2 separate regions of the Mus musculus genome follow, and region 1 is linked to region 2. Evidence: chromatin loops called from intact Hi-C (ENCODE). Cell type or tissue: gastrocnemius. All regions are shown on one strand. Each heading gives the region's core, and the rest is flanking DNA. Links, peaks and the distances in the headings are about the cores only.

Region 1 (12,723 bases), core at 3,998-6,497, 160 kb after region 2:
CTTATGCCTCAGAGTTAGTATTGAGGGGAGTATACAAAAGGACCCTTCTGTACTATGTTAGACCAATGACCTGAAGTTACTATTCCCTCACCACCCGAACCCCATACTCTGACTTTTCCCCTAGTAAATAAAATGATAATTGCTGGACAGTGAAACCAAGCAAAATTACATAAACATACCAAGCTATAGGAGACATTTCCTGCTAAAGATTCCTTAAGTTTGGCCATCTAGCTTTTCCTGCATGCACACCCATCCAACAAGTAAGTTTCCTCTGAGAAATGCCTGCAGCATCAATAGCAGCCAATCAGAATCTCTAAGGAATGTGACTTAGTCAGTTGCTAGACTGAGCTGATTTCATTCAAGCCTCAAAGCAAAGAAATATAATACTACAATTAATTTGAGTTAATGAGGTAGATACAATTGCCTTTAGAAGTTTGTCTTGCTGATTCTAAACACCTGTGAGGACAGGCATTAAATATACATGAGACATATAAACAGTTCATTAAATGCTGTTAGTCTGTTTCTGTAGCACGTGTTGATTTTCTTTATTAACATGCACTAACAAGCTTGATCATGACATTTTCTTACACGTATACAACACACATGCACACGTTGCTTTGTACTCAAGATCCCATGAATCTAAGGATTAATTTATATTATCTGAGACCCTTGGGAACCAGCGATAGAGATAATGTATTGTGAAGAGAATGGATATGTAGCTTAGTTGGTTGAGTGTTTGTCTGCATAGCGTGCAACCCTGGCTTCAGTGCCAGCATTGTAGGAAGTGGTGTTGTATGCCTGTAATTCCAACTCTTGTAAGGTAGAGGTAAGAAGGCCATGCCATCCTCAGCCTCACAGTAAGTTTGAGCCTCACAGTAAGTTTGAGGCCAGACTTGGAATATATGAGACTCAGTCTTGGAATATTTTTTATAAAAATAAGAAAATGATAAAGCATGACAAATCTGTTAGTCTTTAAGGAATCATTTTTACTCCTAGTTAAAGATGTCTACAGAATCATAGCTATGAATTTCACTTTACAAATGACAAATTTTATGTTAATGATCTCATTTAACTCTCTGCACATAATCTAAGCACCAAAGAATGCCTCATAATATAATTTCCAGGATTTGCCTCCCTCTCTCCTCCTGTTTTCTCAGGTGTTAGAAACCTATTACTAACCAACCTATATAGAGATGGCATTTATTGGACGGACACTGCAGACATGCACACTTTGTTTTACTGTATAGACTTCCAGGAAGCACTGACAAATGAGATCCAGGAAGAGCCAAGATGTCACTGGGCCTTGAATGCTGACCGTTGAGAATGGGAGGGTTGTCTGTATTCTCCTTCTGCTCTTCTTTCTGTGTTGGCTGAGTCCCTCACTGGCTTGGTCTAAGTAGAAGAAGAGATGTTTACCAGAAATACATGATTCCATGGAACGGATGAGAACATTTGAGAACAGATTTCAACTCGGACTTCCTGGCACGGCTATGGGCTGTGAAGAAGAGTGATGGTCTGTGGCTGTCTCCACAGGTGCCATGGATCAGGGCCTTCACATGTGGGTGGGAAGTGTGCTTATCATCATAGTGAAGGTGCAGCCTGGGAGAGTAAGAAACTGAATACTGGAAACAAGCTAGGTGTGTACTCCTGCTGATGTGTGCTCCACATAGTGCCTCAGGGTCTACATGTTCTGTCGATTATATCATTCTATCAAAGGAGTCCTCAAGACACCATGCATGACTATATACCCATTCACAGTGAGATGAGGATCGCTATTAGTGGAAACCCCTTGTGAGTGTTGCTTTTCAAGGTAGCTAAATCTTCTTTAGTTCAATCTAAAATAATGAAAGCCCTGCTTTATTCAGGCCTAAGGTACATACACATGGCAGAAACATGTTCTCCTCACTTCCTGGGTTAAAGGTGAGACTGCTGAGGGAAGAGCAATGAGGAAACAACTCATGACCACAGAAAGGGGTGTCAGTCAAGACTGTTTCCTTATGTAACAGTGGATAGTGAGATAACGGCTCAGGGTTTGCGTTAGACTTTAAACTCCAACGGACGAAGCTGTTGCCTCCCACGGCGTCTCTGTGTGCAGATGTCACAACCACCCTCCCTGGAGGAAAGGAACATGAGAGAAGATTTGGGGAAGAAAAGCCACAGCTCAAGGAACTGAAAAGGAGTTGTTGCCTTCCAGGCAAGTGTGTAGGCTAGGGAAGGCCCCGAGCAGAGCATGCTGTGTGTGTTAGGAGCCTGACGACTTGGACCATGTGAATTTTCTCATTTCTTGTTACTTCTAATGCTATTGATCAACTGTGTGAAGGGAACTTTCTCTGCACCTTCTGCTTTCACAGTAAGAGCCCAATATTCATGTCTGGTTTTGGTAGTGAGTCTAGACTAACAGTGAGATGGGTAAGGGAAAGAGAAAACCTCCCCCCCCCCTCCCCTTTGTGGTTAATGGTGTCAGAGGCTGTAGGAGACTGGCAGGTGTTTAGAAACCAGCGTGAGTCATTCTGCATCTCAACTTGGCTGGGCTATGGGGCTGCATATTCAGTCAAGCATTATTTTAGATGTTTCTGTAACATCTTTGGGTGAGATTAACATGAAAACCAATGGATTCTTTGTGCAGCAAGAATACTTTTTATGACATGGTGGGTTCCGTCTAGTCAGCTGAAGGTCTTACTAAAGACTGATGCTGACCCGAGAAGTTTAGATTTAGTAAGGCCCCATAATCACGTGCATTAGTTCCTGAGGAGATACTTACTCCTCTAACCCTCATCTGTAGGAGGTTCAGCTCGCTAACTTGGAAGCTCTTTCTACAGTCAACCATAATGTAGAGATTGTTCCAGCAAGAGTTCTGAAATCAGGAAAAATACAACAACAACAAATTTAAATGCCCAAATATCAGAGGCTATTTATTTTATTCAGTCCTTTCCCTTGTTTTAAATCAGGGTCTCAAGTTGTCTGGTTTCCTTTGATATTTCTATATAGTTTAGGATGACCTTGCAGATATGTGCCACCACAATCCCTTTACACAGTGCTGGGGATTGATCCTAGGTCTTTGTGCTCATTCGACAAGTACTCTGCCAACTGACATACATCCCTCAGCCCTCATCATCAGCTTTTGACACAGAATTTTTGGCAGGGTACCTGTTGGCTTGGTACAGAATGTGTCTGTCCCCTGAGCCAACATCTTCTTAAAATGGCAGACGAAAATAAACCCAGCTGAGTTGGAGATAGTCATCCTGGCAACCACACATCTACTTTTTCCTGGAACATCAACTCTTAGGCAAGGACTATTTGCCTCTGTGCTAACTCAGGACCAGGACCAAGTCCTAGAGAACACCCCGTACCTCTGATGACTCTGAGAATGGACTCTGCCAGTGTAAGTGACTGGACTTGGCTTGGAACTCAGTGTTTTCTCAATTGCAGATCTTCACAAAGCTTGTGTTAATTGTTCTCCTACAACAGATAAGCCTAAGGTGTCCTGTTTAAGGAAATGTTCCTCTTTGAAAAAACTGCCTGTACTATAAACCCCTCCCTGAGGGGAGGACGAGAAATGTGCCCAGCTCCAAGATGTGGCCAGACAGCATTGTACAGCCTGGTAACTCTAGTCAGCCCCACCTTCAAGGATCCAAGTTCAGCAGAGGTGAAGAGTGCTTTCGTTCTGGTCACTCATTCACCAGGGGAAGCTGGACACCATCCGGTGAACCTGGTCTTGTGAAATCAGACAACCTAATTGCCCTTTACAGCTTGGTAAATGATATACTCCAACTGTGAGGGCTAAAGTTATATTTTAAGTTTTAATTCCTGTGCTGAAGGGATCTATAAAACAAAAATGTCTCTAACCTATAATGCAGATAACTTTCTCTGCCCACGGACAGATAACTTCCTGGATTCTGGGGGCTACTATTCATGCAAGATAACAAGCCATGAAAATGTTTTCACTTCTGTAAACAAGGTTGGTTGCTTCAACTTCTCAGGATGTCCTTAATCACATGGACCAGGAAGTACATAGGCAGGATGTATGCTTACCCCCAAGGCAGCAAATACACAGCCTTGTAGGTTGTGCCTTTATAATCACCAGATTAGCACAGTGTGAGGCCGTTTTCTGGGAATCCTGAGTATGGATCTGGGTAGAGTCCATAGTCTTGGCCAGCATTTAATAAAACTTACTTTAATTTTGGCTCAAAAATTGGGATAATGGTCCTATTCTCTCCCAGTAGGATCAACAGTAGGGCTCATAAAAGTTAATCCAGACCCAGGCTTCCAAGCTGATACCCTGGGTGATGAGCAGAGTGTCTAGTTGTCTAGCTGTGGATAGGACAAAAACCCTCAGAGGTTTCTACACCACTCTTGGAATCTTTGGAGAGGCCTTATATGCTGCCTCAGTAACTTAAGTGCTGGGACGGGGCATATAACTCAGTTGTAGAGTGCTTGCTTTGCATTCACGAAGCGCTGGCATCTGTCTCGGCACCATGTAAGTAAGGAACTGTAACACATTCTTGTGATCCTCTAATTTTGGAGGTAGAGGAAGAAGAATCAGTGTTCTTGGTTCTCCTCAACTATGTAATTAGAAGGGTCATCTAGGCCTAGGTAATACTCACTAAACTAAAAACCAAGGCAAATAACAACAACGAAAACCAACACAGATTCCATACACATCGGAAAAGCAGACTCTGGAGAGATTTCTAGAATGTTCTCCAATTTGGTTCATTCTCCAGGTTTTTGTTCTGTTTTGTTTTGTTTTTTACTTTCCAACTAATGAAACTATTTTATGTTGACAGCTAAAGTGGTTGGCTTTAGTGATTTTTTTTTTATTTCTTTTGGGTTGTTGAGCTTTGATCTTCCTCTTGGGGTATGACTTACAGTGGGCAGTGGCACCGTACTCTCAGTTTGTGGTCAGCCTGGGATCACAAATGTGAGCAACCAATACTCTCCAGCATGGTTGCTTAGCTGGTTTGTCCAGTAGGTGATGGGTGTTAAGTGATATTTTCATCTACTGAGGGGCTTATCAGGATATGATCTCATTGTGGTTGAGTAGCATCGTTAATTGTTTTGAAAACACTATTAACTATGGATTCCTTAAGACTTAATCTGTGTCAATTTATTTACATATGTTGCCTGTTTAAATCTTAACACATTTCACATCCAGTAGTCTTATTCCCCTAGAATCAGCAAAAAAGCAATGGTGTTACATAGCCACAATACCAGAATCATTATTCACTCTCTGTCGTGTGTGTGTGTGTGTGTGTGTGTGTCCTTATGCAGAGGCCAGAGAAGAGTATAGTATGTCTTTCTCTGATGGTTTCAGTTCCTTGAGACACTGTCTCCCACTGAACCAGAAGATTAGCATTTAGTTGGAGTTGCCTGGCCAATGAACTTTCAGAATCTGCCTGTCTCTACCGTGCAAAGCTGAGGGTATACAAGAGAGCAGCCAGCCATGCCTGGCTTTTTACTTGCATGTTGGAGATTTGATCTCAGGTTTTCATTCTTGCAAAGCAGGAGCTCTTAGCCATTGGGCCTCTTGAGAGGCATTATTTAAAATCAGGAGTACCTGCTACCACTACTCACATGTTGGAATCCTGCTCCCTGAAAGGCAGTGTCTGGGTCATTTCCCTGGTTTACCTTGAAGGTAAACTGCAGCCAGGGCAGTTTTACCAGGGGAAAGTAGGAGTGGGTGGAAGGTCCACTTTTTTTTCCTTGGAAAGATTCTGCAGCTCTGTATGGAAATCAAGAATGCAGGAAATAAGAATAACTGAATTTTGAGTCATCTTTGGTAAGCACTGTGTCAAATTTTAAATGGCAAGAAGCTAGCTGGGGAAGAACACAGTATTTTTAGAAGCTGAAATTTATTTTAACCAAACAAGTTAAAGAGCATGTGTTACATCTCCACTCCTGCTAGGATCTTTCAGATGACTCCTGCTGTGTTTTAAGAAAGAAACTGCTTAATGAAACTTACTATTTTGTAGGGTAACTAAAAAGGTTAATAATGGGGAAAAAAGGAAAGCTGTTCCTTCCATTAAGAACTGCAAAGTTGTTTTATTTTGCTTAACATTTCTTTATTCAGTGTGTGTTTGGAACAGCAGGGGGTGGGGAGGCTCTTGTTGGCTGGAGCACCTGAGCAGAGGTCAAGGGACCTCTGCTGCCTCTTTCTGCCACGTGGGCTCTGGGTATTGGAAGCGCTGTTGTACAACAAATCACCTTGCCAGCCTTGCTTGGATGTTTTTGAAAGTCACCCAAATTCTTTAGTCAAGTAGTAATGAGAAAATAAGCTTCATTTATTATTTACTTAGAATGGAATCACCAGAAATTGCATAGTTACTGCTGACTTGAATCTTTCCAGCTAGATATTTAAATAGATGGACTATATAAAAATGGTATTATGATACAAATGTTCTGCCACAGTTGATAGAATACTTGCCTGGCACATACAAAGGTCTGTGTTTGATCTTCAGCACTACGTATACCACACATGGTGTGCATGCCTGTAATCCTAGCACTCTGAAGGTTCACACAGGAAGATCAGAAGTTCAGTCATCTTTAGCTACATAAGGCTTCATGAGACACTATCCCAAAAGGAGGAAAAATTACCAAGATAACAAAACCACTGAATTTAAAGAAAAATCAAATGAAGTACATTGAAAAAAAAAAATCAAAAGTACGGAGTTTCAAAAGCTCGTTTTGTCTTTGACTCAGGGTGTGCTAATTACACTGACTTGATCATTAGCAACTGTCTGGATCTGTCAAAATATCTCACCATACCTATAAATTTATACAAGTACACATGAAGAAGAAAAGCAATTTCTCCATTAGAAGTACTTTCTACAGAAGCTCTTCAATGTTATATGAAAGGTTGTGAGAAACACTTAGAGGTAGAGGTATTTTCTTCAATTTTAGATAACAGAGAATGGAGGTATGTCACAGCCCCTACTGCTACTCCCCCATTTGTTGCGAGTTGTGTTCTTGCATTATCTTCAACTTGCTGGGACAAATGTCTGGGATCTTAATTTAGATCCTACTTTTGGAGTCTGCTTCTCTCGCTCTGGCTGTCTCATTGCTTTAGGTTTTGGGGGTAGTCACCTCAAGAGCCAGAGCAAAAGCAGAAAGAGGAAGAAGGGACTGCGGTCCCACAATCCTCTGCCAGGGCAAGCCTGCATGGCCTGAAGACTGTCCCTGAGGCGCCACCTTTCAAAGACAGTACCACTGCGAGGGGAACCCAGCCTTAGCAGAAAGAGCCCTGGGGGACACTAGTCGGCCATCACTGCAAAGAGAGGCCCATTGGACGTGCAAACTTTATATGCCCCAGTACAGGGGAACGCCAGGGCCAAAAAGGGTGAGTGGGTGGGCAGGGGAGTGGGGGGGGGTGGGTATGGGGGACTTTTGGTATAGCATTGGAAATGTAAATGAGCTAAATACCTAATAAAAAATGGGAAAAAAAAGATTTTGACTTTAACACCCTCTCCTCCTTTTCTTTCTTTTCCTTTGAATCTGGATTTCACCTATCTCAGACTTGCCTCAAACCCTCCGGGTAGTTGAGGGTGACCTTGAACTTCTTGTCCTCCCACCTCATCTTCCATATCTGGGATCACAGAGAGTTCTGCCATTCCTGATTTTTGAAATGCTGGAGCTAGAACTCGGGGCTTTGTCCATTTCACTAACTAGACGAGCATTCCACCACCAAGCTCCATAATTACTCTGTTCAAGCTGCCCCTATTGACAGTGCTCAGCTCTTGTGATTGTAATCTCTACCATGGTAGTGTAACTTCCCTGTGTCTCAAGCTCTCTGCCAGGCTTCACGCTCAGCTGCTTTCATCTTTCTTATGTTTTCTCTCTCACCTGCTTAAGTTTCACTGTCCTATTTTCCCAGGAGGTCACATGGCCCTTGTTCTCTGATTCCTTTATTTTGAAAAGATCCATGCTTGTCATCATTCTAGAATGATGTCCTTACTAAATGCTCCGGAGTCACTGTTTCTTTTCATTAAAATTTTGTGTATGTTTCTCCAAGGCTCAATCATTGTATGTTATTAAGGAGACCCATGAGGTCAGTTTGATTTTTTTTTCCTTACCAACCCCTCCCTTTTTAAAATTTTTTTAAGTTTATGAATCAAAATTCTCCAGAGAAATGGAACCAGGTGTGTGTGTGTGTGTGTGTGTGTGTGTGTGTTTTGTCATAAAGAATATGTACATAGGGTGGAATAGATGCAACTTAAATAAATAAGAGGTTGGTTTTTTTTAAGTTTAAAAACCACACTATTTAAAAATATATGTGGGCACATATGCACTACAGTGCTTAGTGCATTTCTACAGTTGATTTCAGGTTATCAGGCTTGGCAGAAGGTGTCTTTACCCACAGGACCATCTTGTTACCTCTACTTTGCTGTTGTAAAAAGTTAACTTAGTTGGTTTGTGTGACTCTGGAGGCTTGGCGTTTCCAACATCCATTTGTACATGTTAAGGTACAGACCCTGGAGAGCCAAGATGTTCCAGGACCACCTGGATCTGAAACACCAGGAGCCAGAAACTGATGGTGATGGTTTAACTTCAAGGCAACCGGGCTTGAAAGCAGCGCTAGTTACTTATCTTTGTAGTGCTGGGCATTGAACCCAGGGCCTTGTGTGGTTATGCAAGTGTTCTGTCAACTGAACTGCATCCCTACCTGCTTCACTTTTGGATGATCTTGACAAAATACTGGCCAGACTCAAGCCAAGGGAGGAAAATTTATTCTGGCTCATGGTTTCAGAGGGTGTCAGTCCATGGGAAGAAGATGCTGGTGGCAGTGGGAGTGTGAGAGAGCTTCTTCCCTCTGTGGTGGACTAGGAATCAGAAATGGAACAGCAGCTGGGCTCTAACCTCTAAAGGTTATCTACTTCTGCCAGTCAGGCCTCATCGTCTAAAAATTCCACAGCTTCCCAAACAGCACATCAGCTGGGAAGGAATCATTCAAACATGAGACTGGCGGGACATTTCAGATTCAAACCATGGTAGGACTCAATGAGAAGAGGTCCTCAGTTTTTCTCTGAGGGTTGGAGAAGACCAAAGATCAAGGCCTGAGAACACCCTTGGATTCAGCTCTCCCCTCTTGTCCTCCCCTCCCCTCCCCTCCTCTCCTCTTTTCCTTCCCTTTCTCTTCCCTCCCTTTTTTCCTTCCTTCCTTCCTTCCTTCTTTCCTTTCTTCCTTGACTCAGGGTCTCATGTAACCTCTGTTGTACAGGCAGAAATGACCTTCAGCTGCTCCTAACTTAGCCTCTTGAATACAGAGGTTGTAGACAACACCATGACAGGCTTATGAAGTACAGTTCAGGGCTTCATGCACGCAAGAGGCAAGCACTCTACCCAATGAGCCACATTCTCAGTCTAGTGCTAAATTTACACTTTGACTTTTGAAATTTTACACTCGAGTCTGGTGAGATGGCCTGAAGACCCAAGTTCAGTCTCTGGGCTATACATGGTAGAAGGAGAGAACCTAGTCCCCTAAATTGTCCTCTAGCCTCCACACACACACTGTGGTGCACATGCCTTGCCCTAATAAATGAATAGTTGTTCAATTCTTTTTTTACACTTTCAATTCCTGTAGTGCCCACGTTCCCTTGCCTCCTGGGCTCAGTGACTGGTTTTGCACAGATGGAGACCATCAGATCCCTTTGACTCTCATGCAGTACTAAGTTCACATGCTTACTAATTCGTGTTTTTTTCAAACAAGCTCAAATAATTTCCTTCTGGGCTTGAAGTTGGTTTTTGTTCTAGATCTTTTTCTTCCTCCCTCCTTTTGTCTTCCCATTCCTCCCTTCTTTCCTCTTTCTTTCTCTTCTCTCCCTCCACCCTTAATTATTTTCTTTCCAAACCTCTCTTCTGCTCTCCCCTCCTCTCATTCCTTCCTCCTTGACTTTTCCTCTCCTCTGTCCTTTCTCCTTGTAAGGCTGTCTTCCTCTCTTGCCTTTTTCCTCTGTCCATAGTAGACATCAAGTCCTTTTGACCCCTTGTGATTTCTGACCAAGGACTGAAATCTCACACCTTCTTTTACTGTTTACATCCTGAAGTGAACAGTTTCTATGGCTCTGGGGTCTCATGCTTATGATTAAAGCTGGAAGAAGCCAGCTTACTTTTATGGGAAGCCTCTTTCTCTCCCAAAGTTTGGCTTTTTAAATGGAACATTAACACCCATTCTCTCCTTGTTCTGCTGTGCTTTGTGCTGTGCTTTGAATCGATGCCTAAGGACATTCTTAAATCTATATTCTGTTCAACTGTTATGTGTTTGAGGTTATTCTTTATTTCATTTCCTTTCGTGTTTTCAGAAATTGTAAGCCAGGAATTGGAATGATAAGCAAGGGAACTAAAGAAATGGACTCACATAAGTCCAGTGACATTTTCTCTTTTTCAGTTAAGAAGTGCCATCTTGTTGCAATACAAGCAGACTATGTTTTGGAAAGGAAAGAGGCCTGGGCTTCAGAAGGATCCTTAGCATCCAGGCCTAGGGTTCACTGTCCACTGTTGCATCTGGGAGAGCTTCCTTGGCTCTCATTTCCCAAAGCTGTGGGATGGGATAAGAGCATCTGCCCTGAGTCCCTCTTAGAGCTCTCCAAGGCTCTAGTGAGGCAAGGGAAAAGGGTTTCCCTAGACTGTAATCTCAACGCTGGGAGACTGAGGCAAGAAGATGGTAAGATCATCAGGCAGCCTGACCTACAAAGTGAAACCCTTTGTTTTATGATTCAAAACACCAAATCAAGCGAAGGAATGAGCTAGTTGGGGGTATCAGAACATAGTGAGTGACAAGGAGAGGAAGTATGTTTACTCTGGCAGGTGTTCTAGGTCAGTTCTGCTGAGCTTGTCTGGTTTAAATGTTTACACAGTCAGAGACAGGTAACTCACTGTCTGTGATTTATGCTATCCCCGTTAGTATGCTTCCCCAGAGCTTTCACACTGAGGGGTGGCTAGCAGCATTATGTTTCGATTACGTTACCCTTCGTTCTGTACTTTGAGAGATTGGTACTGTTGTGTTTTACCTGGATAGAATTTCTTCTCAAAGTACAAGTATATACATAAAAAATTATGTTTCAAGAACATAAAATCTCTGATCTTGAAAGAGCAGTGTGCAAGTCTGACCACAAGGGTTGCTGCACAATTCAACCTGGAGCACTCAGAGAAGATGACTTGATTTTGAGTCTTATTCTCCTTTCCTCCTTTCTTCCTTTCCTCCTTTCTTCCCTTCCTCCTTTCCTCCTTTCCTCCCTCCCTCCCCCCTCCCTCCCTCCCTCCCTCCCTCCCTCCCTCCCTCCCTCCCTCTCCCTCCCTCCCTCCCTCTCCCTCCCTCCCTCCCTCCCTCCCTCCCTCCCTCCCTCCCTCCCTCCCTCCCTCTCCCTCCCTCCCTCCCTCTCTCCCTCCCTTCCTCCCTTCCTCCCTTCCTTTCTTCTTTTCATCCTCTGTAGATTTTTTTTTCCTGATCATATGTAGCCCAGCGTGGGCTTGAACTTGTTATGTATCTGAGGTTGATTAAATCTCCTCTCTCCATCTCCCAAGTACTATGATTGCATGCATATGCCTGTATGCCTGGTTTATACAACTTTGGAAATCAAATCCAGGGCTTCATGGCTGTTAAGCAAGCACACATCAACTGAGCCACATCCCTAGTCATAGTGTTTATACTTTGCTTACACGTGCATGCCTCGTGTGTGTGTGTGTGTGTGTGTGTTATATGCACGTATATGCTTGTGTCGTGTGCCTATACATGTGAGCAAGAAATCAAAATAGGACAGCTGTATCCTACTTTATCAATTTCTGCTCTGTTCCTGAGATGGTCTTTCATTGAAGTTGGAAGTTGGTACTTAGCTGGTAACCAGCAAGCTCCAGAAGGCCCCTTATCTCTGTCTCCCACAGCGATGGGCTTACAGGTGCTTGGGGCCATTCCCAGCATCTGTATTTATTCAAGTGGATTCTTGGATACAAACATAAATCGTCAAGCTTGTATAACATGTGTTCTTACCATGGGACAATCGATCCAGCCTCATGTTTATAATTTTTAATTTAATTTGGGTGAATTGTTAATTCTTTTTTAACATAATATTTTTATTAATTCTTTGGGAATTTCACACCATGCACCCTTATCACATTCATTTTCCAGTCTGTCCAGGTCCTTCCCACCCTGTGACTCCTCCAAATAAAGATTAAAATTAAATTAAATTAAGCTAAATTAATAAAACAATCTCCCCCTCAAAAAATAAAACAACTCAAGTCCAACCTGTGCTATCTATATACCCACTGGAGCGTGGTCAAACTGTCAGTGGCCTGCTGCTTAACTAGAACTGAGTCCTTCCCCTCCCATACCCCTGCAGAGCTATCAATGGTGGAGAGCTAACTTCAGCATCCTTATCACACTTTTAAGAGTTCTCTTCAGTGGTTTCCTGTTTTAGGCTATTTCTTTTGAGGTGGGGGTTTGACAGGTGGAATGGTGGTGATTGGGGTAGAAGTAGGGATTGTCACAGAACCTTCTATGTTGCTCTTGTCAACTATGTGTCTGCAATCACCAATGTCACTGCAGAACTAGCTGTTTTGCTCTTTACAGTTAGCTGAAACGTGGACCATAGGCTTCCATATGATTTCTGGCATAGACCATAAACATGGCCCTGGCTGCAGAAGACCAAAAAAAACCAGACAAGGCAGCCTCGACTATGGGCATCATTCATGGCTTCCAGTGGCAGCACAGGCTACTCCCATCAATATGGCCATAGC
Region 2 (12,723 bases), core at 6,326-8,825:
ATGTACTAGTGAAGTACTACTAGTAGTGAAGGACTGGTAAAGCCTTTCTAGGCTTCTATCTACATAATGAGGGGTGAGACCAAGATTAGATCAAACCCTTGGACCTAACTGTTGATTTACAGAAAATACAAGGAAAAGATGAGCGTTTCCCTAAAAAGATACAATTAACAAAGTTGAGTAGGGGAAACTCTACAGACAGTTAGAGAGGGATAATTAAGTAAACTGTGCACAGTAACTAGTCATCTTGTTGCCATTCTATAAAAAAACATAAGAATTTTCAAGAAACTTAAAAGCTATTAAAAAATGTCAACATCTCATACCTATGAGATAACCAACATTTGGATCACAGTATGGAAATTGTCAGAAAAGATAAACAAAAACACCTGCTTGCTACAAAAAGCCTGCTCAGAAATCCAAAAAGAACTTCTTAAAATCTGAAATCAAAATCTCACATAACTCTACCATGAATTAACCAAAACAGAAGCAATCCAAATGCCCACAAAGCAAGACACTAATCAAAGAAAAACATGCATAAGATGGTGTGTTCTTCAGCCTCTGAAAATAAGCAGGGAACAGCATAGGCGTTATGGTGCACATCTTTATTACCATCACTGAAGAGGAGACAAGACAGGTGGATGGATCTTGGTGCGTTCCAGGCCTGCCTGGTCTACATATCAAGCACCAGGCTAGCCAGGCTAAATGAGACCCTGTCTCAAAAAACAGACAAGGCAAATAAGATAGAGGAAATCGTGCTTTGGCTTCAACATGGATGGACTTCCAGACACCATATATAGAAACTAGAAGAGGACAATCAGGCGAGACAAGTATTGTTAGAACGCTGTTTCCAGAAAGGACCTAACCTATACCCAGAGAAAAGGAAATGACAGCGGTGCAGGTCTAGACAGACTTCTAAACGCTCAACCACTGCTGCATTAACAACAGTGAAGACAGCACCTGGTTTGTGGTTTCAAATGTGAATGCAATATGTACTTATATTCCTTCTCACATGAAAAAGTTAATGCCAGTTTAAAGCAGAAGAATGATATTGCAATTATGTAGGAGTATGCAACTTCTAATAGTGAAATATTTAGGAATAAAACTGATGTGTCAATGGCCACACTAATCAGGCAGCAGGGCACATCAGGGCAGAACTTATCAGAAAGAACATCTGTAAGAGGGGCTGTGGGTGGCAGAAGGAGCTATAGCTTTCCTCTCTAATACATGTTTGAAGCAAAAGAGTAAAAATCATCACATGACATGGTCACCAATGAATTCCAGAGAAAAATACAAAATAACTTGCACAGGAAAACTGCCAGTTCCAGTCATGTGAAGTGTATTTTAAGAAGTAAAGCAATATAAGCTCCATGTATGGTCCAGAGAAGGTGGCAAAGGGGTCACCAATCCCCAGTGTTTATATCAACAGTGCTCACTAGGACCAGGCCCTCTCACCAAACACCTGCACATGAAAGTTTCAGAGGAAACCGGGAAATAGTCTCTTCCTTATACTAGAAAGGACTGGCATGCAGGTACCCTGATAGATGAGTGACAAGCGGACAGGAAAAGCGAGTCCCTGGGGAAGGAGGCTTCATGCCCAGGGCAAGACAAGTTTACACACTCTTCCCAGCAGTGCTCGGCTGAAAAGTCACTAGTTTATTTCTGTGATTTTCTATTTAATATCTTCAGATCATTGTTGATGTAGCACAAGTAATAAACCTCAGCAATTATAAATGTGGGGTATGGAGGACTGCCGTTCACTCTACTATTTATTTATCCCCAAACACACAACAGCCAAATAGGAGGAATACAGTTAAAAGGCTCCAGTGGCTGGTAATGGCTGCTGGGGGTGGGATGTCCTTTCTCTTCAGAAGTGTAGCCACTCGAAAGCTGCCTCAACTCCAGCAAATAATCCTACACCCATTCACCAAAATAAACCATGATTAAGCCTATGGTGAATGCATCGGTGCACACACGCCTTCATGCCCAGCACTCAGGAGGCAGAGGCAGGCCGATCTCTCTGAATCTACCGCAACCTAAGCTAACAGGGAGACCCAATCTCAAAAAGAAGAAAAATAGGGGGTCCAGGTGGTACATTCATATGCTAGAGAGAAGGATTATTCCAGAGGGAGTGAGGGGGGAGGGGGTTAGAAGAAGAAAATGAAACAGATGTCACACAGATTGTCAAATAAATTTTTAATTGAAAAAAATTCTAAGACAGGGAGCAAAGGCACCCCAAACATACAATATTAAAGTAGGATAAAATCATTCTGAATTTTAGTTTGTGAAACCACTTAACCTATAGCACAAATAAATCTTGGGAATTTAATACAACACTACTATTGAATTACCACAAGTCACCAAATAGGAAATGTGGTGATTATTACATAACAGCTGAGATTTATTTATAATTCAAAGTCAAAGACTTCTAAACCTTTCTAAAGAGATAAAAGTGTCTTCCCCCCTAAAGTTAACAACTAAATAAAAATGTAAAATATTATACATTTAGCTGCATATTAACTAGTAACATCAAGATAAGCACAATGTCCCAAAACTCACTAAAATGATTAACAAAAGTAAAGGAATTATTACTATCAATATCAAATTTTTAACAAAAACAATTCTACTCACAAAATGTAGTTCATTTCACACAAAAGATCATATTTCCATCCTATTTTTGGCTGAGTGAGAATGGCCCCCACAGTCCCCTGTATTCACGTGCTTGGGTCCTAGGTTCTGAGACTGGGAAGAACTAGGAGGTGTGGCCTTATTGGAGGAGACACATCACTGGGGTAGACTTGAGGTCTCAAAAGCTCGACAATTCCCAGTTAGGTCTCTCTGTCTCATGATTGTTGTGTCAGCATGTAAGCTCTCAGCCACTGCCCAAGCACTGTGCCAACCTGACTACTGCCATGCTCCCAGCCTTGGTGGTCATGGACTCTAACCCCGTAAAATAATAATAATAATAAGCTCCCATTAAATGCTTTCTTCTTTAAGTTGCCTTAGTCATGTTGACTCAGCACAACAATAAAAAGTAAGACACTAGGTAACCATAAAAATAACAGGAAAATGAGAATGTTTAAAATAATAAACTTTTGAGCTTTCTGAGATTTTTGAGAAATTTTTAATTCTCAAACGTCTCTAGAAAACAAGAATCAGCACAGCTATAAAGCACTAACATAACACACCATGGTACAGGAGAAAAAGGAGAGGCACCTTACTTACCATTGGCAGTGCATTGATGTGAGGATGAACAACTGGATAGCCAACCACCAATCACAAGTTACTGAAGCTAAGAAGAAGGAAAACAGTTTCAGCGTTCTTAAATTCAATCTAAGGTTTCCCATACCAAGCTCTGCATATTCAAAATACTCATTTATACAAGTTTTTAGTATTCCACCAGTGAGACTGTCCAGCACAGCTGTGTTACAAACTGCAGCAAACACTGCATGCCTATATTCCTGAGGGGCTGATGCGGCAACTGACCAGCATCTGAGGAAGGTCATGCATGACCTCCCCAGTTCAGCTCGATCCCAGAGAGTGTGACTCCATTAGAGTTCATCAGACATGACCACACGCCATGGAAATGATGTGAACTTCCATTCTATATATTTTGAAGAGAGACACATTTAACCGGTTTTGGAATTGTTTCAATCACATGTCAGGTGCTAATCTCAGAGTTCACATCTCCCAGGCTTTCTACTGTTCTGGTGAGTGACTCACAGGCCCCAACACCCATGGAACATCTGCAACAGAAAAGTCATGTTTGTTCTGCCTGATAAAGCTTGTCAGCTTTATGAGGGCTCATTTATTAATTGTTGATCTTACTGCCTGTGCTATTTATTGGTGTTCTGTTCAGGAAGTTATCCCCTGTGTTCCTCACTTCCTTTTCTATCAGGTTCGATGTATCTGGTTTTAGGTTGGAGTCTCTGATCCACATGGACATCAGTTTTCTGCAGGATGATAGAAATAAATCTATCTGCAATCGTTTACATGCATATATTCAATTAGATGAGAACCATTTGTTGAAGATGCTTTCTTTTTTCTGTTAAATAATTTTGCCTTCTTTATCAAAACTCAGATGCCCATGGGTATGCGGATTTATGTCTGGGTCTTCAATATGATTTCACTAATCAACTGTCTGTTTTTATACTAATACCATGTGGCTTGGCTCTGTAGGACAGCTTGAAATCAGGAATGATGATATTTCTGGAAGTTACTTAATTATTCAGGATAGATTGTTTTAGTTCTCCTGAGTTTTCTGGGTTTTCCTATAAAGTTAGTATTGTTCTTCAAAAATTGTGTTGTAAATGTGATTGCATTGAATCTGTGACTGCTTTTGGTAGGATAGCCATTTTTACTATGTTAATCCTACTGATCCATGAACATCCATCCAGCCTATAATTTGTCCTGCCTACAGGATGGGGGTGGGGGAGGACAAAGGTGTTACAGAAATTGTGGGATTATCCAACCAAATGATTGGTCCAGCTTGACACCCATGCCACAAGAGGGAGCCCAACCCTGACACTGTCTGGAGAGCCAGGACACAGAAGATAGTAGCCCAGAGACCTAGCATGGAACCAAACACCACTGGGGAAAAAAAAAAAAAAAGTCAATGAATGAAATGATTCCTAATTATATTCTGCTATACATATAGATCAGTACCTAATCCAACTGTCATCACAGAGGCTTCGTCTAGCAATTAATGTAAACACATGCAGAGAGACCCACAGCCAACTATTAGGCAGAGCTTAGGGAATCCTGCTGAAGAGGAAGAAGTATTACAGGAGGCAGAGGAGTGAAGGACACGTCAAGAAAACCAAAAGAATCAACTAAAGTGGGCTCATAGGAGCATGAAAACTGAACTGAGAACCAGGGGCTTCATGGATCTGACCTAGGCTCTCTGCATATTTATTAGAGGTGTGTAGCTAGGTCTTCTTGAGGAATACCTAACAGTAGCAGGAAGGTGTGGGGTCAATGGGGACCTGTCTCTGATTCTTCTGCCTGCTTTTGAGGCTCTTTTTTCCTCCTACTGGGTTACCTAGTCCAGCCATAATATGAGGTGAGGTACCAAGTTTCACTGCAACTTGATATATTATGTTTGGTTGATATCCATGGGAGGCATGCCCTTTTCTGAAGAGAAATGAACGCAGGATGGATGGGGGAAGGTGGGGGTGGGAGGCTGGGAGAGGAAAGGGGATGGGTACTTACAGTCAGGAGTTAATAAATAAAGAGAATAAAGTAAAAAATATGTTTCATGTGCCACATCTAAGAGGTGATACTCAGAAGGGGCACTGTTCATCAGTGCAGAGTAGGTAGCACCAAACTGATGCCACCAAAAGGAGGGTAGTCACAGCGATGGCTAGAAAGGAGAGTTTACACAAGTCAGCAATTACGATCACTAAGCAGCATTCTGATAACCTATGAAAGCCACGGTCTCTTTGGGTTTGTTCCTCTGGTTTTATTCCTCACTGAGCACCCAGGTATCCTAGCACCATGGCCATGCTTACTGGAGACCCAGAACTCAACTTAGCATTAGAGTTACAAAAAGTCATGGCAACCTACAGCAGTCCACTGACCTACAGCTCTCGATGGTATAGTACATGTGAAACATTAGTTTTAGGTATGAGGAGCTGCAGGCTGAGAAATATTCTATACCCAGCACTACAGAGTCCCAACAAAGCATAGCTGCCATCAGACTCTGGTGACCTTAGGGCTACTCACAGTGAACATCATTTATTTTACTATAGAATATAAACTTTTAAAAAGGATTTTTACAATGTTTACTTCTGTGTGTATTTGTGAATTTATAGGTGTACCTGACATGTGTGTGTAGGTATGTATAAGTGCCTGCAGAGACCAGAAGAGGGAAGACACTGGACCCCTAGGACTGAGTTACAGGCATCTGCCTGCAAGCAGGAGGTGGGGGGATTTCTGAGTTCAAGGCTAGGCTGGTCTTCTACATAGCGACCACCAGAAAAGCAAGGGAAAAAAAAACTGTAGGCACAGTTTGCACAGAGACTAAAAAGTATGTGCCTGCTTCCTTGGCAATTATTAATTTCAGACACCTATGGTGAGTTCCATGGCAGCCAGGGCTATACAGAGAAACCCTGTCTCGAAAAACAAACAAACAACAACAACAACCAACCAAAAAAAAAAAAAAGGCAGATAGACACAACTATGTACAAGTAGTTTAACCTAAACGAAAGGATTTCCTAGCAACACACTGAAGGCCATGTTACAATTCTAGGAATCACCTGTACTACCCAGTCCGTTCTTACATCAATATGCAGCTTCTTCATAAGAATCTTCTTATAAAATTCAGTTTAAAAGTAGACACTATAATCCCAGTTCCACAGAACAAAGTCACAGTGACCACTGACATCTGCTGGGAGATGGGATGACAGTGGGGAATGGTGTGCTGTCCAGGCAGCACTGTGGCCCATCAGGAACGCAGGATGGGTGGGGGAAGCTGCACTGGAGGCCGGAGCCCTTATCAAGTATCCAAAACAATGTTGTCACCTAAACTGAGCATCAATAAACCAGCAATAATGCCCCACCCATCTGCATGTCTAACCACTCCATCTTTCTATCTTTCCACACAACATTTCTTGGGTAAAATACTGAACCAGCCCATTCCAGTTAGTTTCCCTCTTTCCAGGGCTCTTTTCCTTCCTTGGCATCAGTGAGAATTTTCCTCACTACACCTACAGATATACTTAATGGGAGTTCTACTGGTTATCTCTCCTCAACACCCTTTAGTTTTTTATTTAACTTTTCTTTAGACTATAGATCCTTAAGGTAAATATCACTTAAATAGTTAAGTATAAAACTGTTTCTATGGCATCAAGAGCAAGTTCATCTTCAGTAAAAAGCAGACAGAGAGCCAGGAAGCAGAGGCAGGCAGATTTCTGAGTTCGAGGCCAGCGTGGTCTACAAAGTGAGTTCCAGTACAGCCAGGGCTATACAGAGAGACCCTGTCTGTCGGGGGGGGAAAAAGCAGATAGACACAGCTGTGTACAGGTAGTTTAACCTAAACGAAAGGATTTCCTAGCAACACACTGAAGGCCATATCACAATTCTAAGATGAAGGATCGTATTTGCTTATGGCCACCTAAGTGCTGTGCAGCACATTTAAAAAGCAAATCACAAAAAAGAAAAAGAAAAAAAAAGAGAAAACTTTAAACTTGTAAGACACATACTTGCAGAGAAGTTAACTAACACTACAGATGTGCTTTAATCACAGGACAAATGAGACCCAAGCTGCAAACCTGTGTCCTGCACATCATCTGCCCTTTACTTTACATTTGCTTTCTAGAGACACAGTCCTGTCTGCTCTGCAGCCCAGGTTCCAGCACTTGTGCACTATAGCACTTTAGGACTGGTTCTCCATCAGCTTCTCCTCTACCTTGGCCTTCAGTCCTCTGTCGCTGCCTCCACAAGGCACGGACATTCCGGTACTGGAAATGCACTTGCAAAGACGTTCTTCCCTCAAACCTAGCCCCACTCCTTCCTGGACTGTCCCTTGACCACTCATGGAGAGGGTGCTCCCATAGCTGTCTAGCATGCCTCCCCAGCCTTTTCTGCCATCAAGGCTTATCTGCTCGCTCAGCTTGCTATTCTTCCATAAGTAAGAATAGCACCTGGAAGATATGTAGTCCTTGGATTCACTGCTCTAACAGTACAGGTGTGGGATCTAGGCACAGACCAAACACAAGGGCTGAAGAGGCAGTGGCTGGCTGCTATTCTCATGACAGCCTTTTCACACAACTTCCAGAAGGTGGCAGGGACAGACTGACTGACATTCCACTAACAGAAACTAAAGTACACCTCATGAATTCCAAAGCTGACTTTATAGATTGTTAAGGTTCATTCAGTCTCCAAACAAAATAGCTCTGTTTTTAAGCTACTATCAGCATTTACCTAAAGTGAACAGCGCAATAATCTTAGGAAAGGCCTTTAGCATAGACACTGGGACTAAGCAAATATCTTCCAAGTAGTGCTTTTTAATGTAGTTAGGCTTTTTATTTTATTTATGAAAAAAAATAACACAATTATTTTGACTAGATCTAACAATAAATTCATTTGGCCCACTGATTCAAAAATGTGGCTCCTGCCCCAGGAAAAGTGCAAACCCAACAACCATCTAGTCTACAGGCCTTAGTTCAGTAGCCTGTGCAACAGTGTAACAAGACTGCCATGAGTTTCTATTCTCTGTGGAAATTCTGGAAGTCACATTTAGACCTGAGGAAAAATTAAAATCTTACTAGAGCTAATTGTGTTCGTTAAGATAGACATAGCTGCAGTTCACCCCAGCTCTATAAATAAAAGGTGAAAAAGATTTTATTAAATGAATTCCTAGGGAAAACGTCACAGAATTCCAAGTGGCCCTAGTACATGATTTCCAAGATGATAAATGGACCAATTCCAAATGGGGCCAATTTTAAAGGAGCTATATACTAAATCAGTTCCACCAGATCCTTCCTCATTTGCTGATTAAAAAAACAACAAGAAAAATATATCAATTATCTTCTTTGCATGTCCAGCAATCCTCCAGTGTAGAAGAAAGCCTTTGAAACAGTGTACACTATGCTGAGCTGATAGCCAGTCATACACACACATGCACACACATGGGTGCACACTCACAATTGTTCGAACCCTCCCCCAACACACACAGTGCTACAGACACACACACACACACACACACACACACACACACACACACACACACGCAGCTTACCAGACACCAAGCATACGATGAGGTGAGGGTAGCTCCCCCTGCAGGAAGATCTGAGAAGCAGCCTGGTCTCAGCTGCAGTCAGAAGCCTCCCCATCCTCTGTCCTTGCTTTCACTTCCATTGTTACTCAAGTTACTTGGGGAAACTGGAGCCAAAGGGTTGTAAATTATGACCTTACTTTTCCTAAAACTGGACAATTTTCAAGACCACACATCCATACAAAGATACTTAAGCACCCAGTAACAACCTTCAGCTGAGTTAGTCTCATTGTGCATGATGCAACTGTACCTTCCATTAAACAAAAAAATAAACCACCATGCAGAAATACAGCAAAAGGTTACCAATGATTTCAAAATTCATCAGCTCAAATTCAATTGCAGCACAGTTTCTAAATTAAAGAGTGAGTCAAGTTTGTTATTAGTTACCTCTCAGCATTTGGGAGGTAGGATCGGGAGGATCATGAGTTCAAGGCTGGCCCCATCACATGAGACCCTGTCAAAACAAAATTAACAAGGCCAAAGTTTAGTTGTATAAGTTTTAGGTTTGAGCCAGGAATGCTGGCATACACCCATAACTCACGGTCAATCCTGACCTACTCAGACCACATCTCAAAAGGACAGAAAAAGCCTTCAGTTCACTGGAAGTAACAATTTCAACAAACTTTTGCTGTTACTAAAAAACAAACTGAAGATTCATGTTTAAAAAAAAAAGTCTATTACTTTTTAAAATGTGTGAATACATCACTATTGTTCAGGTATAACAAATTGTTCCTCTCCTCTTAAAATTATAAATTTGTGATACAGCTCACAATGCCTAAGAAATACTAGGTTTTTGGTGACACAAATATGTGTTATGCCTTCAAAAACAAAACAAAACAGTAGTTTAGGGGAATGAAACCGCCAGGAAAAGGGAAGCTACAGGAACTGCACACGTATCTAAAGGCAGGCACGGGCAATGATACAAACCCACAGGCATGCTGGCGAGGGGAGAAGAGGGGCTGGCACTGTCCCTACTAGACCACACTCTCCCCAAGCGCTGAGGAGAGGACTCATAGTATCAAGACTGAAACAGCACAACAGAGGTGAGAAGACTTAACCTGCAGCACCCTGGGTCCTCACTAGATAATGTCTCTGGGGCAGCAGTTCTCAGGTGGTGGGTCACATATCAGATATTACATTATAATTCCTAAAAGTTGCTACTTACAATTGTGAAGTAACCATGAAATAATTGTATGGCTGGGGGTTACCATAATATGAGAAACTGTATGAAAGATCCACAGCATTGAGAAGGTTGAAAACCACTGATCTTGCGTAAGACCTGAACATCACTTGAGCTTCAAAGCCTCTACCAAGTGACCAGAGGGGTGGAGAGCCACTGGCTGTTAAGAGGGGCAGAGAGTGTCCTTCTTATTCTAATTATTATCCTGTAAGAAGTGGAGCAGAGGATGGCTTCTTTTAATATTAGACTGTACAGTAAGCAGAGCTGAGAACTAGAGAGAGACACCACAAGTGAGCTGACAGCTAGTCACCTCATTTCAAGACTAATGATGAGGAGCCAGAAAAACTCACTGTCTCTCCAAACTTCAATTACAAAGGAAGCATAATAATGACCTTACAAAGAGGCCACAGAAGATACAAAACAAACAAGATACCATGGAGATCTTTTAATAAGAGACATAAAAGGAGACACAGCATGAACTGTTTTTAACTTGCACTTAAGATACAGACACAGAAAATCTGAGCTTCTGTGATGAGCACAGTCTTTAGCAGAAGTTAAGATTCCTCTCCCTCTTTCACAGTGAATGGAGTGGAGGCAAGCAGAGTGCTCCCCCTCTGTCCTGGCAGCTCTGGGAGAAACAGTTAAGCATCACAAGGTTGCCCACCTCATGTGCAGCTACAAGGTCAGGAGACAGCACTAGGAAAGAGTTAACAGGGCTCTGTAAAGACTAGAAGAAGCACAACCTCCGGCCAACATTAACAGCATGGCCAGGGCCTCCGGGCTTAAGCTCTGAAGAGTACTAGGGCCCTGGGAAGATGCTGCACTCTACCCTGCATGCAAGCAATCTGGCCTGGAGAGGGGCCTAGGACTAGTTAGTTCCAACTACCCACTGGAAAACATATCAGAAACAGTCTTCACAAAACAGGTTATTATGCTTCAAGCACTTGAATTTCTCTCGCTGAAACATCTGTTGTAATCTTCCATCTCCTACAAATAAAAGTGTAATCCCTGAGAGGTGCATAGGTATTCTAACAGAAATTTACCTACTGTTGTATTATGGAGGGCATCATAAACAATATCAAATGCTACTGAGGAGATACATAAGTCAGCAATGTTTCTGTTAATTGTTCATAATATGTTCTATCTGAAATATTATTAGTAGTGTATATGTGAATGTGTGTGTAAGGGCACATACCCACTCATGCCACAGTGCATACGCAAAGGTCAAAAATGTATCATCTTTAGGAGTTGATTCTTTCCCTTCTAGCTCCTAAGACTCAAGTTGTCAGGAATCCCATTTATTACCTGAGTAATTTTATCAGTCTGTCTCTAAATATTTCCATGAAAGTATTCTGACACAGTTAGAAAAGATTTCCAAAATTTTCCCAAAACATGTTATACTAGGAAACAGGAAAATGTCACTAAAAGAGAATAAATGTGCAGTCACATAAGTTCTAATACTGCTTAGACAGTAAACTTTTTCTAAAATAGCTACAGATACTCGAAGCATTCCCAGAAAACATATATACCTATCACCACTACTTTAAAAACATTTCACTGGTAAAATCAAGACAACCAAAGCTCTTTCAAGTGTGAAGTTGCCCCTTGGCCTCGGCCTTGTTCTATGGGATCCCTCCCCCCCCCACCCCCCAACTGTGTCCCAATGAGCAAGAAGAGAGACCCCAGGGAGGCTAGCTGGACTTCTTTTCCTGGTAAATTTCCTGGACTAAAGTTCATACCTCCGTCACTCCTACAACACACTGAGAGATGGTGGGCAGCACACAGAGAGGAGGACAGATGGACTTGAATAGGGAGAGAATGGAGATTCTGGAAATGGGCCAACCTACAAAAAAAAAGTCACCCTTGAGAGAGAGAGAGGTGTGAATGGGGTACATAACCCAAGCTTACGACCACAGCCTGCAATGAAGCTCAGCCCATGGACAGGCTCAGCTCAGCCAATGCCCATGAACCTTCATCACAGCCCTCACCCATTCCCCCAATGGGTGGGCAGCACTGGTATACAGCATGGTGATGGCACTTCTAATTTGAGAGTTCTGAAATATAAGGCACCTTTCCCACGCTGGCTAGGTACTACCTATTGTCTCATCACCTACCAAGCATGTCTGCATTTGATTATCAGCCTGACATCCTCTGAAAGCTTCTAAAAATAAAAAAAATAGAAAAGGTGGCCCCACAGAAGCTACACCTTCAAAAGAAAGGAAAATATCCCCGGCCTTCTGCCACATAGCCCAGAATGTTTTTAATTAACAAGAAAATGTTAAGGTGGGGGAAGAAAATGATTCATCTAGTTAGTGAAGGCACCTGCTGCCTGACAGCCTCAACCTGATCCCTGGACCCAAAAGGATAACTGATTCCTACAAGTTGCCCTCTGGCCTAAACACACACACACACACACACACACACACACACACACACACTCTAAGCCAACAAAATTGAAATTATTTCATAAATAGCATAGAAAAACTGTTTCAATAAGAAATTGAAAATTAAACGCAGTTTTTAGCTTTGTATAGGTTATTTTGTGCATTAAAGGCCAAAGGCAAAGGGATAGAAGATTGTTCTTCTAGGGGTGACAAAATGTACACTATACAGTAAAGTTTGCACCTGTCTCAAAACCAAGTTCAGTGAGGCTCAGAAATCCCAGACTAAGATCAGATGGTCAGAAAAATCCAGAGCTCGGGTTTTGACCTACCCTCCCAAGATTGGGCTTAGAAATCTTTGCAAAAGCTTGGTTCTCTAAAAACTTATTCCA

Evidence for each region. A loop is a pair of places that touch in the nucleus more often than their neighbours do. Peaks named below come from ENCODE experiments on the same cell type or tissue, not always from the same donor. Only the 100,000 strongest peaks of a DNase experiment are listed, where the experiment ranks them.
Region 1: a loop joins it to region 2, with 1.9 times the contacts of the local background. A loop is called at or near these places in 1 of 42 quality-filtered maps.

The regions. Positions count from the first base shown.
Region 1 is chr3:21,977,615-21,990,337 of GRCm38, reverse strand. No RefSeq gene overlaps it. Among named protein-coding and RNA genes, the nearest start is that of Gm31813, 20 kb to the right of the region's middle. In gastrocnemius, for the core only: no CTCF peak of the experiment used is centred there; no DNase peak of the experiment used is centred there; H3K27ac peaks cover 1,627 bases.
Region 2 is chr3:22,139,505-22,152,227 of GRCm38, reverse strand. Tbl1xr1 (transducin (beta)-like 1X-linked receptor 1) reads right to left here. Exons shown (of 16, transcript NM_030732.3): 2 at 3,220-3,286. Among named protein-coding and RNA genes, the nearest start is that of Tbl1xr1, 69 kb to the right of the region's middle. In gastrocnemius, for the core only: CTCF peaks have their summits at 7,769 (motif pointing right) and 8,791 (motif pointing left); DNase peaks (open chromatin) are centred at 7,741 and 8,743; H3K27ac peaks cover 683 bases.